Linked DNA regions of Mus musculus: region 1 is linked to region 2. The links are chromatin loops, found by intact Hi-C in ENCODE. Cell type or tissue: left cerebral cortex. All regions are shown on one strand. Links, peaks and the distances in the headings refer to the core of each region. The heading gives the core; the rest is flanking DNA. Region 1 overlaps Ptprg (protein tyrosine phosphatase, receptor type, G). Region 2 overlaps Ptprg (protein tyrosine phosphatase, receptor type, G).

Region 1 (5,383 bases), core at 272-5,271, 300 kb after region 2:
AGACAATAAATAGAAATGATGTGGGAATAACTTTGGTTAGATTTACTTAAAATTGCCCTTTTGACTAGCAGGAATAGATCAGTCATTCTCTCTATTTTTATTCTATACTTCCAAACGAATTAATAATGTCTAAATGAAACTCTTGTTAAATCAAACTCGTGTCTTACTTGTGTATTTTATGTTGTGTGTTTTTGAAGCAGGGTCTCTTGTAGTCAAAGCCGGCCTCAGGTTTGCAAAGCAGGCAGAGATGACCTTGAACTCCCATCTTCCTGTCTCTGCCTCCTACGGGCTGAGATTATAAGCCATCGTGCTTTCAGTTTATGCAGTGCTGGAGATGGAGCTCAAGGCTTTGTGCATATTGCGTTGAAGCACACTACAGCTGAGCCACATCCCCAGTCCTATCCTACCTGTTGGGCGTTTCCCTGAACTGAAACCCCAGCATCTTTGAAGTCCTTGGAGCATGTAGCCTTCCAGCTTGCTCCCATCCTAAGCAAGGGGTGCAACGCAGCTTTGAACGGCCCCCAGAAACCACTAGCTTCTTAAACCATTGAAGAGGTGGTCGTAGTAACTGGTAAGGATGTGTACATCACTTGCTGACATCTTACATCTCTGCTTTCTTATGTGAAATCTACATGTGTTCCTCTCCCAGGAGCCACCTTCTTCCTCTCAGCCTTATTATAATTGTGACTTGCTTCTTACAAAGCACATCGAGAAATATGTCTGCTCAAAGCCCTAGTCCTGGAGGTGGTAAAGGGGGCAACAAAATATTTATTTGTGCTGGTGTGAGGACATGGCTGTTTCCCAACTGAGTGTCCTGGGAGAGTTCATGTGTGGAAAGCAGCATGGGAGTTTGGTCTAAGAATGTCCCTAGGACCAGTATTAGCACATGAGCTTGGCAGGTCCAGAAGCATGAGATTAGAGACCACGAACTCCTGTACTTGTTAACGCTTAATAAGCCTGTTTTCTGAGTTCCTAAACCAATCAAGGACCTGAAAGAAGGTGGCTGTGATTGTGGAACAAGGCCCTGACATCAGTCTTTAGCACACCATTGTGAGGGTAGGAACAGGAAGAAGCAAGGATGTCTGTCTGTGGTTCATTAAAGATGCTGATCGGGCCAGGGGTCCCCACGAAAGGCTTGAGTCTCTAGCTACTGCTAGTAGCAGGACAATTTAGATGCCCACAAACCTATGAGATGCCTCAGGCTGGGTTGTCATTGCAAAATCCTCACATGGGCTGACTTTTTAAACTTAGCTAAAAATAACTGAACTTGAAGGCTTTTCCACAGAGAACTTTGGGAAAGGAGACTGCTCCTAGGCCCACTCTTGGTGAGAAGTCTGTACAAAGGTCCTGCAAGGGATGGGCAATTTGGATCAAGAGGAGCACACAGTCGCTAACTCAGAACTGCTGAGAACAGGGCAGTAAGTTTTCCCTGGAGACTGTGCTGAGCGTGTGAGTGACAGACTGTATGGCAGCTGTCACTGAAGAAAGTTGGAGGGTGGTGGTCCATTTACATGTCAAAGTAAACAAGGCCCTCCACTGACTGTGGCCAACACCTTAAATGTAGGATGTGGACAGTCAGTTCCTCATTCTCCAAAGCCTACTGCAAATATCATGTCCGTTGTTAACTCTTACAATGTGTAAATCGTTAAAGGATTTCTGGTATTTTTAGAGTAGCCATAGTGAGAGAGGAAACAAGAGAGGGAGGGGAGGGGTGTAGTGAGATCTGCAATCCTGTCTAGATTTTCAGCATTACAGAAGAGTGAAGTCCTTCTGTTTCCCATCTGAGTGTCTGGTAACTCAGCCTGTACAGAACACTTGTCATAGGCAGGGGTCTGAGTCCATAGGGCTTCTGTTGAAATTTACAAGTTCTGGTATCAGAGATCAAAGCAGGGGACCCGGGACACAGGGACAATGGTGGATATGGAGACTGCTGACTAAGAAAGGTACTTTTGGGAATGTAAGTGGACTAGTAAGAGGGAACAGCAATGAGACCCCAAAGTGCTACTCACCAATGTCATGACCCCCTTTGTGTCATTACATATCTCCCATCTGTCTTCCCCATTCAGAAATGTGGCTTTCTTTGCACAGATTCTGTTGTGTCCCATGTGAGTCCAGTAGGGAGAGGTCTCCAGTCTTCCTGCCTGCTGACTTCCTTCCTGTGTTAGTCACTCTGTCCTTTGTCCACGCCCCTCCCTCCTGCTGCATTCTCATTGAATACAGAAGGGCCTAAAAATGAAGTATGTGTACCCTATAGGCCATCGCCTATAAGAAGGGAGAACTTAAGTCCCAGATCTTCGCACTTGTACACCATCCTTATGAGGAAGAGAAGAGAGAGAATACTACTCCCTCTCAGGTGGTACAAGTGGCTCTTCCCTAATTTCTGAGTTTCTGGGAGGAGCTTTGTCACCACTGAGGAAAGCCCCCCCACACACACACACTTGCATTTCACAGACCCCTTTAATTTGAAGTCTAAACAGCATATTTTGACATAATAGCCCTGAAATCACTGTAAATACTGTTTATACACATCCGGAGAAATACCTATGTAATACAGGCACAGTGTGATACATCTCCACAAACTAAGGACAGCTGAGTAATGAGCATTTAGATGGAGGAACAAACATCCCCATTATCCCAGGATGCTTCCCACCCCCCTTTAGATCTGCATTCCCATGGTCACCCCTGCCAGAAAGTGGCTTTGTCCTGGTGTGCTTGTGGAGTCAGCTGACTAGCGATCTTTAGTGTCTTTACTCCACACTGGTATTGGGAGTGTTTCATGGAATGGTTTGTTCATTCTTAGGACTATATTTCATGTATGACTATTCCAGAAAACATGTACTGTATACAAGATTGCGTGATCCATTTCTAAATTTCAATGAGTAAAAGCTCCTTAGGCGTGCTTCTTAATGGCAGTCTGTAAGTAGACACTGTCCACTGGAGAAATGCGTAGTTTCACTTAGACGTTATCAGTTCCCGAGAGTGATGGTATTCTTTTTTCCTCTTCTGCCCACTATTTATGAGTGATGCTGGAGATGGAATCCAGAGCCCCACACATGCTAAGCAGGTTCTCTGCTGCTGAGCTTCACCCCAGCACTCCATTTTTCCCCCCAACATTTAAAAAAAGATCTGGGCTTGGTCTGCCCGTCAACCCCACCACTGCAAATGGTTATAAATTTGGTTATCTTCGGAAGATTCATAGTTGCAGGACTATGACTCACTGCAGTCCAGCAGTAGAAGATTTCCTTCACCATGGACTCATACACACTTCTCTTCCCATCCACAACCCAGGCAACCGTAATGTTTTCCTCTCTCCTATGGTGTTTGGATGAGGATTTATCTCTGCGCTTACAGGCATCTCTTGATGATTCCTTTTTATTGCTGAGTTGACTCTCTATTTTTTTTTTTGGCTTGTTAAGTGTGTGTGCATGTATGTGCTCATGTCTGCTTGCCTGTATATGTCCAGTGTGTATGCAGGTGACCCCAGAGCCCAGAGGAGAGCATCAGGTCCTCTAGAACTGGAGTTGAAGGTGGTTATGAGCCACCATGTTGGTGCTAGGAATTGAGTCTGGATCCCTTCGGAGATCAGCAGATGCTCTTAACCACTGAACTATCTCTCCAGGCACTTTGTTTTTAATAAAATTAAAAATTAATCTCAATTAAACATTAATTGAGATTTAATTAATATACCATACGGTTTATTACCTTTAAGTGTCCACATCATTGGCTTTGGCATGATCAGAAAGTTGTACAACCATCTCTGCTGTCTGCTTCTAGAGCGCTTCCATTGTTCTAAAAACAAACTGCACCACCTTCACCTAGTCCCCTTTCTGTAATTTCCCACCCACTTGTTTTTTCTCCCTGCTAACCACAAATTTTCTTTCTGTCTGTCTAGATAGACTTATTCTGGGCATTTCATATTCTGGACATTTCATATCAGAGAGCATCTCTGGGTTCTTCCACTTTTCATAATATGTCTGGGAGCATGAGTCAGAAATAAATGCTGCTATATGGTCAAATAATATAGTACCATGTGGGTGTACTACAGTTTGTATATTCACCCATTGCTTCCTGGACATTTAGAGCTTTCTGTTGTGGGGTTATAAGGAATGCAGCTGCTCTCACATCTGGGCGTAAGTCTCAGATACAGAGCCAATCATTCATACCAGATCTGTAGGTGTGGAGGTGAGAGGACCAGCTTTGCGTTTTCCACATTAGCAGCACCCATTTGCCTTGTCATTAACCGTGTATAGAGTGGGTACAGTGTCTTCTCATCCTTGAAAACACTTGTTATTATGCACCTTTTATATTTTGGCCACACTAATTTAGTGAATGTATTTTCCCTTTGGACTTTGTTTTCAGTTCCTTAATGACGAAGGAGGCTTTCTTTTATTTGTATATGTACATGCCATGGCTTTCTAGGTGGCAAATGCTCCTCTGTTTCTACCTGAGCTGACTGGTATATGCAAGAGCATCATAGGTAGAAGCCACCGGAGGTTGCTCATAGTCATCACGCAGCCCAAGGAACTGACATGGTTGGTCTTAGGGATACTTAGGAATGACGTGATGCAAGGGAGAGGCAGTCCCTTTCACCATTCATCTGCATACTCTGGATCCTACCAGAGTAGAGGAAGGTGCCTGGAAGATTCAGGAAGGACAGACAGAGCCTGTCTGATTAGCACTCTCTTGCAGCTCGCCATCAGAAGCTCTGAGTTCTCATGAAGGAGGCAATGCTTCATGCATCTGCTGTAGCACTGTTACAGAAGAAAGAAAAGTAAGTTAATTATATGAGTCAGGAGTCGTCATTAACCGTTTTTGGCTGAGTGTCTGATAGTGAATACTCTTGACTCTGTAGGCCAAAAGATCCTAATTACAACTCTTCACATCCACCAGGCAGCCATGAGAGGAGCCATAGTCAATATGTAAATGAGCGGACATAGAAAATATCTCCCAGTGACTCTTTATTTAACACAAAAAGTCTAGGACAGGTTTGTCCTGGGAACTTAGTTTTGGTCCCTGCTTTAGGGAATATATCACAGTAAGATAGAGAAAGTATATGTTTTTTTTAAAGGTAAATAATGAATATCTCAAGACTAGGGATATAGTTAAGTGGTAGAGCATGTGTAGAAAATGCACAAGACACAGGTATTTCCATCCCCGGTTGCCTCTCCACCAATGGTAGCAGTAGTAACTATGGATTGTTTGGTTTTTACATTCTACTTAGAGATTAGGAACCTGGTTGTCAGCGACTTACACTATTTCAACTGGCCATCTTTCACATCAGAGGTGTAACGAGAGCCTCAGTTTGGTGCATGTAGTCCCTCATTATCCCTGCTTCCATAGCTGTGATCTTTAATGAGGACAGTGCTGGTTGGGTGCCAGGGAA
Region 2 (5,383 bases), core at 330-5,329:
CAGTGAGAATGCAGTCAGTGAGAGTGCAGTCAGTGCTGGGGCAGTGAGAGGAGTGGTCAGGCACCAGTGAGAATGCAGTCAGTGAGAGTGCAGTCAGTGCTGGGGCAGTGAGAGGAGTGGTCAGGCACCAGTGAGAATGCAGTCAGTGAGAGTGCAGTCAGTGCTGGGGCAGTGAGAGGAGTGGTCAGGCACAGTGAGAGTGCAGTCAGTGCTGGGGCAGTGAGAGGAGTGGTCAGGCACCAGTGAGAATGTCTGAGCTGAAGCAGAGTGGTCCCTCTGTGCAATGTGTGTCCTTTATCCCTGGTGGTCAACATTCATCTGTCAACCCTCTAGGCTGACTTAAATCCAATGACCATAACAGGGGTGTTGTTCACTTTTCGTCACTGTGACAGTACTTGACACGAGAAACTTAAAGGAGGAGTGGTTTATTTATGTTCCTGTTTCCAGAGGTTTCTGTCCCATAATCTGCTACCTCCTTCCGGGACTGTGGTAAATCAGAAACATCCTGGGGCAAAAGCTGCTTACCTCATGGTACCCAGGAAACAGAAAGCACCTAAGAGGAGGGGCCAGGGATCGACTCCAAAGGACACAGCATAGATACCCTCTCTCTCCAAAGAGGCTGTACTTCCTAACAGCCCATTCGTCTGTGTTTTCTTCAGTCGGTGACTCCAGTGAGGCAGTAAGTGCACCTTTGGCTCTGTCTCAGGCTGGAGACCAAACCTCCCACACCTGAGTTTTGGAGCAAGCTTTTCCATATGATTAAAGATCATATCCTTATATCTAAGTATCACTAGATTGTTGACTACTACCTGTCTAACAGCTGTGTGCCTTTGTCTCTTCCACGAGGCAGGTGAAATGCTTTTTATTTTGTCCCTAGTAACATAATATTCCACTTGCAAGTGACCATGATAGTTTTTTTTTTCTGCCAAGAGCATAAGGTAGATGGTGCTGGATGCTACAAGACCTCTGTCCCTTCCATACAGACTAATATAAAGCTGGGCTGCAGGTCATGTCTTCATTCTACAACACCTGGTGGGGGTGGAGTCAGGAGTGAGAAGTAGTCCTGGCTGCTTCTGGGGCAGCTGCCTTGTTGTGACTTGGGAATCGGCTGGGCTTTTCTTCCCACAGAGGAATGTTTGCAGTGAAAGTGGGACCTTGAAAACTAGGGCCCAAGTTCACAGGAGGATCCCACTAGAGTTTCAGGGCTTCCCAGTGCTTGCCTGGGGAAACATCGTTCTTCCAGCCAGGCCTCCTCTCTCAGCATGCTGCTTATGTTTGGAAAGAGATCTGGACCAGATACCCGCCTGGCCTGAAAGGTTCCCTCTGGAGATGAGCAGGGTTTCATGTTACCATGCTCCATTAGCAGCGGGTTTTGATGGCAGCCCCTTAGGTTGCCAGGCATGGCCACTTACCCCCTGCTCTCCAGAGCTCACAGCCTTCCTTCATGGCCATGGGGCACACCAGCAGGCCGTGTTGAGCAACTTGGTTGTCTGAAGTAAGAATGGTTAAATGGGTAATTGATGGAAGCAGAAAGCCAAGGGAAGTCTTTGCCTGCTGGGTAACTGTGAGTAGCTGCAGCTGATAGCCTTTTCAGGGGGCATGTTTCCCTTCTTTGTTTAAAATAACTGCTCATTAATTTGTCTTTTGGGGTTTTTTTATATGAATTATACCCTAAGCTTTCTAAATCTTAATATTACTACCATTCTTTCATGACTCATCATGATATTAAAAATGGAGGAATTGGGAGTTCAATGGAGTGAAATGAAGGCCCCATAAACACACACTCACAGAGTTTGATAACTGGCAGAAACTAGTCTTAGAGCAGGTCCTGATGACTTTTTAAAGGAATTCCAAGGTCAGATAAGGGACTAACCAAGTACTTCTAGAACAACTCAGACCTTCCTGGTCGCTTTGCCAGGTTCCTGCTGAGCCGGGATGTGAACTCTGGAAGTCTGTGTGCATTGGCTACTCTCTCCCAGGGAGGCTACACACTCAGAGCCTTTCCTGGGCATCTGGAGTGGTAGGTGCAACACAAATGATGACCCATTTTAAGGTTAGCCACATCCCAGGAGTTCCCCTTATCGGGTGAACATTATGCAGGTCAAGGGAGGGGCATGTTTTTGACTGAGTGTTGAGCCATGCTTTTACAACATTAAACATTTCATTCTTATCTTCCTCACCCACTCGCTTATTTACTGAGACAGGTAAATAAGCTGGCTTCAAACTTGCTCAGTTGCTGAATTCTTAACCCTCTTTTTGAAAAATAATTTACTATTTTTTCAAAATTATATATATGTATATGTGTTTTTGCTTGTGTGTATGTCTATACAGTATGTGTGTGCAGTGCCCTTAGATTCCAGAAGAGGGTGTCAGATCTCTTGGGACTAGAGTTACAGATGATTGTGGGCCACCATGTGGGTGCTGGCAACCAGACTGTGAAAGGGCAGCTGGTGTTCCTCACCACTTAGCCATCTCTCCAGCTCCTCTGATCCTCCTGCCTCTACCTGCTGAGTGATAGGATTACAGGCATGTGCTGCTGCACAGCTGATCTTATGCAGTTCTGGGGCTCAAACCCTGGGCCTCCTGCCTGCTAGACAAGCACACTCCCTGAGGAAGCCTCGCCACATTCTAGCCTTCATTCACATGCAGCAGGTCACCCCCTGAGGAAGCCTCCCCATGCTCTGTGCCTTCATTCACATGCAGCAGATCTATTTAGAGCTGTTTCTTTAGGAAAACCACAGAGATCATAGTGCATAAGGCCACTTCACTGCCCCTTCCTACACACAGTTCCTTTTAAACTTTCAAGATAAGTCTCAAATCATTGCATCCTGGAAGCACCCTGGCCTCCTGACTCCCCTGGTCATCTGCCCTTTTATTCTCTCCATTTTCTGTTCACTTCATTCTATGTGTTTGCTTTCAAAGGTTTTATTTGGGCAAAGTGAACACCTTCGGCTTATGGAATTGCCTTGAGGCCAATTTGTTGCAGAAAATTGTTTGGAAAAGACTGTGCGTATGAGACCAAATGCATGTGTGGACACACACACACACACACACACACACACACACACACACGGTTTGGGGGAGAAGATAAAGAAAGCTTTCCAGTGCTGAGGTCAAATATGGTTTCTCCTTGTGCTCAAGGGTTCTAATATTTTGAAATCCTTTGAGCATCAGCCTTTGTACCTGAAATAGCCTCATATTTAATTCAACACACATTTATAACAGGTCTGATTTGAAGCCTTCTACAGAATTCTTTGAAAGATACTAGCAGAGTCATGGGATCTTTCGGCTCTTAGGTTGGTCACCCCCACAAACATCTTTGGTCAGACAAGCTTACTCTTCACATTTGCTTTGCATAAGTGGTGAGATTCCCCTGAGGTCCCTGTGTCCTTCTTACTGCCCACCTCTTATTAGTGGAGAATATGTTATCCTTCCCTCCTTGCAAGGATGCTGCCCAGCACCCAGGTCTCTCTAGAATGGTGACTTTCAACCTGTGGGTTGAAACTCCTTTAGAAGTTCACCACCCTTTTAAGGGATTGTGTATCAGGTATTTACATTATGATTCACAACAGTAGCAAAATTACAGTTGTGAAGTAGCAGGAAGCATAAATTCATGGCTGGGCTCGCCACGTCATGAAGAACTGTATTAAAGGGTCGCAGCATTAAGAAGTTTGAGAACCACTGCTCCAGAGGACTCCCTGTTTTCTCTGAAGTCTTTCTGTCAAATGCAGGAGTGAGCTTCTTTTGACCAAAGGGTATCTTTGTACATGCTGCTGGGGTGTGGCACTCTATAAGCAGCATAGAATGAGAGTCTGTCTTGTGCTCCATCTATGGACAGGTCTTTGTGAGAAAGACCTCCCTCCCTCCCTCCCTCCCTCCCTCTGTCCCTCCCGCTTTTCTGCCAACCCTTTCCCCCAAGTTTCCATCACTGTTCAGTCAAACTGTCATATGGCTTAATTGTCTTCTCTCCAATGCCCTCTCCTTGAGTCAATATTCAGCGTGAGTTTTGGGTAGATACACATATTAGGAACATCTTAGTATAAAATATCCAGCATTACAGCATTAGTTCTATGGTCTCATCACAAATATGTTTATAGGTGCTGTTGTATAGTATTACTGCTTTCTTCCTTTGGTTGAAACTGTATATGTGTAATTAACACGCTTGTGCGCATGTGTGCACACACACACACACACACACACACACACACACATACACACATTGATACACATAATGCTGATGCTGTATTGTTCATTAGAATAATGAAAAATAATTCTTACCTGTTGGTTTTGTACACCACAGGGTTATGTAAAGCCCACGAAAGTGTTGTGGTTGAACCTTGAAGTGATACTGAAATGCTGGTAAAAATAGGTACAATAATAGCAATAATATTAATACCTGGGTTGTGTTAGGTATGTGTTTATGGTATAAATTAGGTCTCACAAAAACCTCAATTAGCAAATGCCACTGGGGCTTTTCTCTTTAAATTGCTGTTTGGAACCAGCAGTGGGATAGAGCTGCACACAAGGTTGAGAGGTGGCCGTGGAGCTGAGGCTGGGCTGTTCTGCTGCGTGCCTGCCTGCAAGTCTTTGACCCCGGAGTGGACAATGGAGCATCTTGCGGATCCTTCCTCTGCTTTACCTTACCAGGCTCCCCTGCTATCTGCTCAGGTCCCCTGGCTCTGCTGGATCCTGTTGATGCTGTTTAGCGGATGTGGTGTAGCTTCTCAGCAGAGGAAGGTTCTGTTGGCATTGAGAATTTGTGTCTCTGCTGTCAGGCTTTAGAGTTCACCTTGTGCTCCGCTTCCATTGATATGGGGTAGCGTCTTCCAGTAGCCACCAAGGCCTTTTAGAATCTCATCTTCTGAGAAATGCTGCCTGTTTGTCTTCACTTGTGAGGGAGACTGCTCGCTCCCTCTGCCCTTCCATTTTGTTTCTCAGACAGGCTCTTTAGCTTTAAGGGCTAGGGGCATTAAGGATGCCAGGATCTGTGTTTCAGAGCTGAGTGTTCTCACCCAGCCTTATTGAAGCCTAGCCCGGAAAGCTTTGAGAAGCAAAGCCCCTGACAGCCGAGATCCCTTGGCAGTACTCAGTGCGGCAGTGTTGGCCTTCTAGGATAATGGGGATTTTCTCATATCCTCCTTGGACTGTTGAAACCTCCACAAGGGAATCATTTTTCAAAACATCTTGTTCTGGGAAGGATTGGACCAAGTAAGTATATTTACTGTGGAAAGAAGCGTGCACTTATACCAAAGCAGTCTTCTAGTGCAGCTAGGTGCACTCGGTACGAATGCGCTGAGTTAGTTCTAGGACTTGGCTCCGTGTTTCACTAGTCTTGTGATTGGCGGCAAAAGGATGAGCCTAGGATCCCGTCTGATGGTATAGA

The links. A loop is a pair of places that touch in the nucleus more often than their neighbours do. Peaks named below come from ENCODE experiments on the same cell type or tissue, not always from the same donor. Only the 100,000 strongest peaks of a DNase experiment are listed, where the experiment ranks them.
Region 1: it touches region 2 in a loop (2.5-fold over the local background); 3 of 42 quality-filtered maps call a loop at or near these places.

Annotation. Positions count from the first base shown.
Region 1 is chr14:12,122,755-12,128,137 of GRCm38, forward strand. The region is part of intron 8 of Ptprg (protein tyrosine phosphatase, receptor type, G); the gene reads left to right. Among named protein-coding and RNA genes, the nearest start is that of 3830406C13Rik, 160 kb to the right of the region's middle. In left cerebral cortex, for the core only: no CTCF peak of the experiment used is centred there; no DNase peak of the experiment used is centred there.
Region 2 is chr14:11,826,870-11,832,252 of GRCm38, forward strand. The region is part of intron 2 of Ptprg (protein tyrosine phosphatase, receptor type, G); the gene reads left to right. Among named protein-coding and RNA genes, the nearest start is that of Gm52128, 260 kb to the left of the region's middle. In left cerebral cortex, for the core only: CTCF peaks have their summits at 2,385 (motif pointing right) and 5,073; a DNase peak (open chromatin) is centred at 5,015.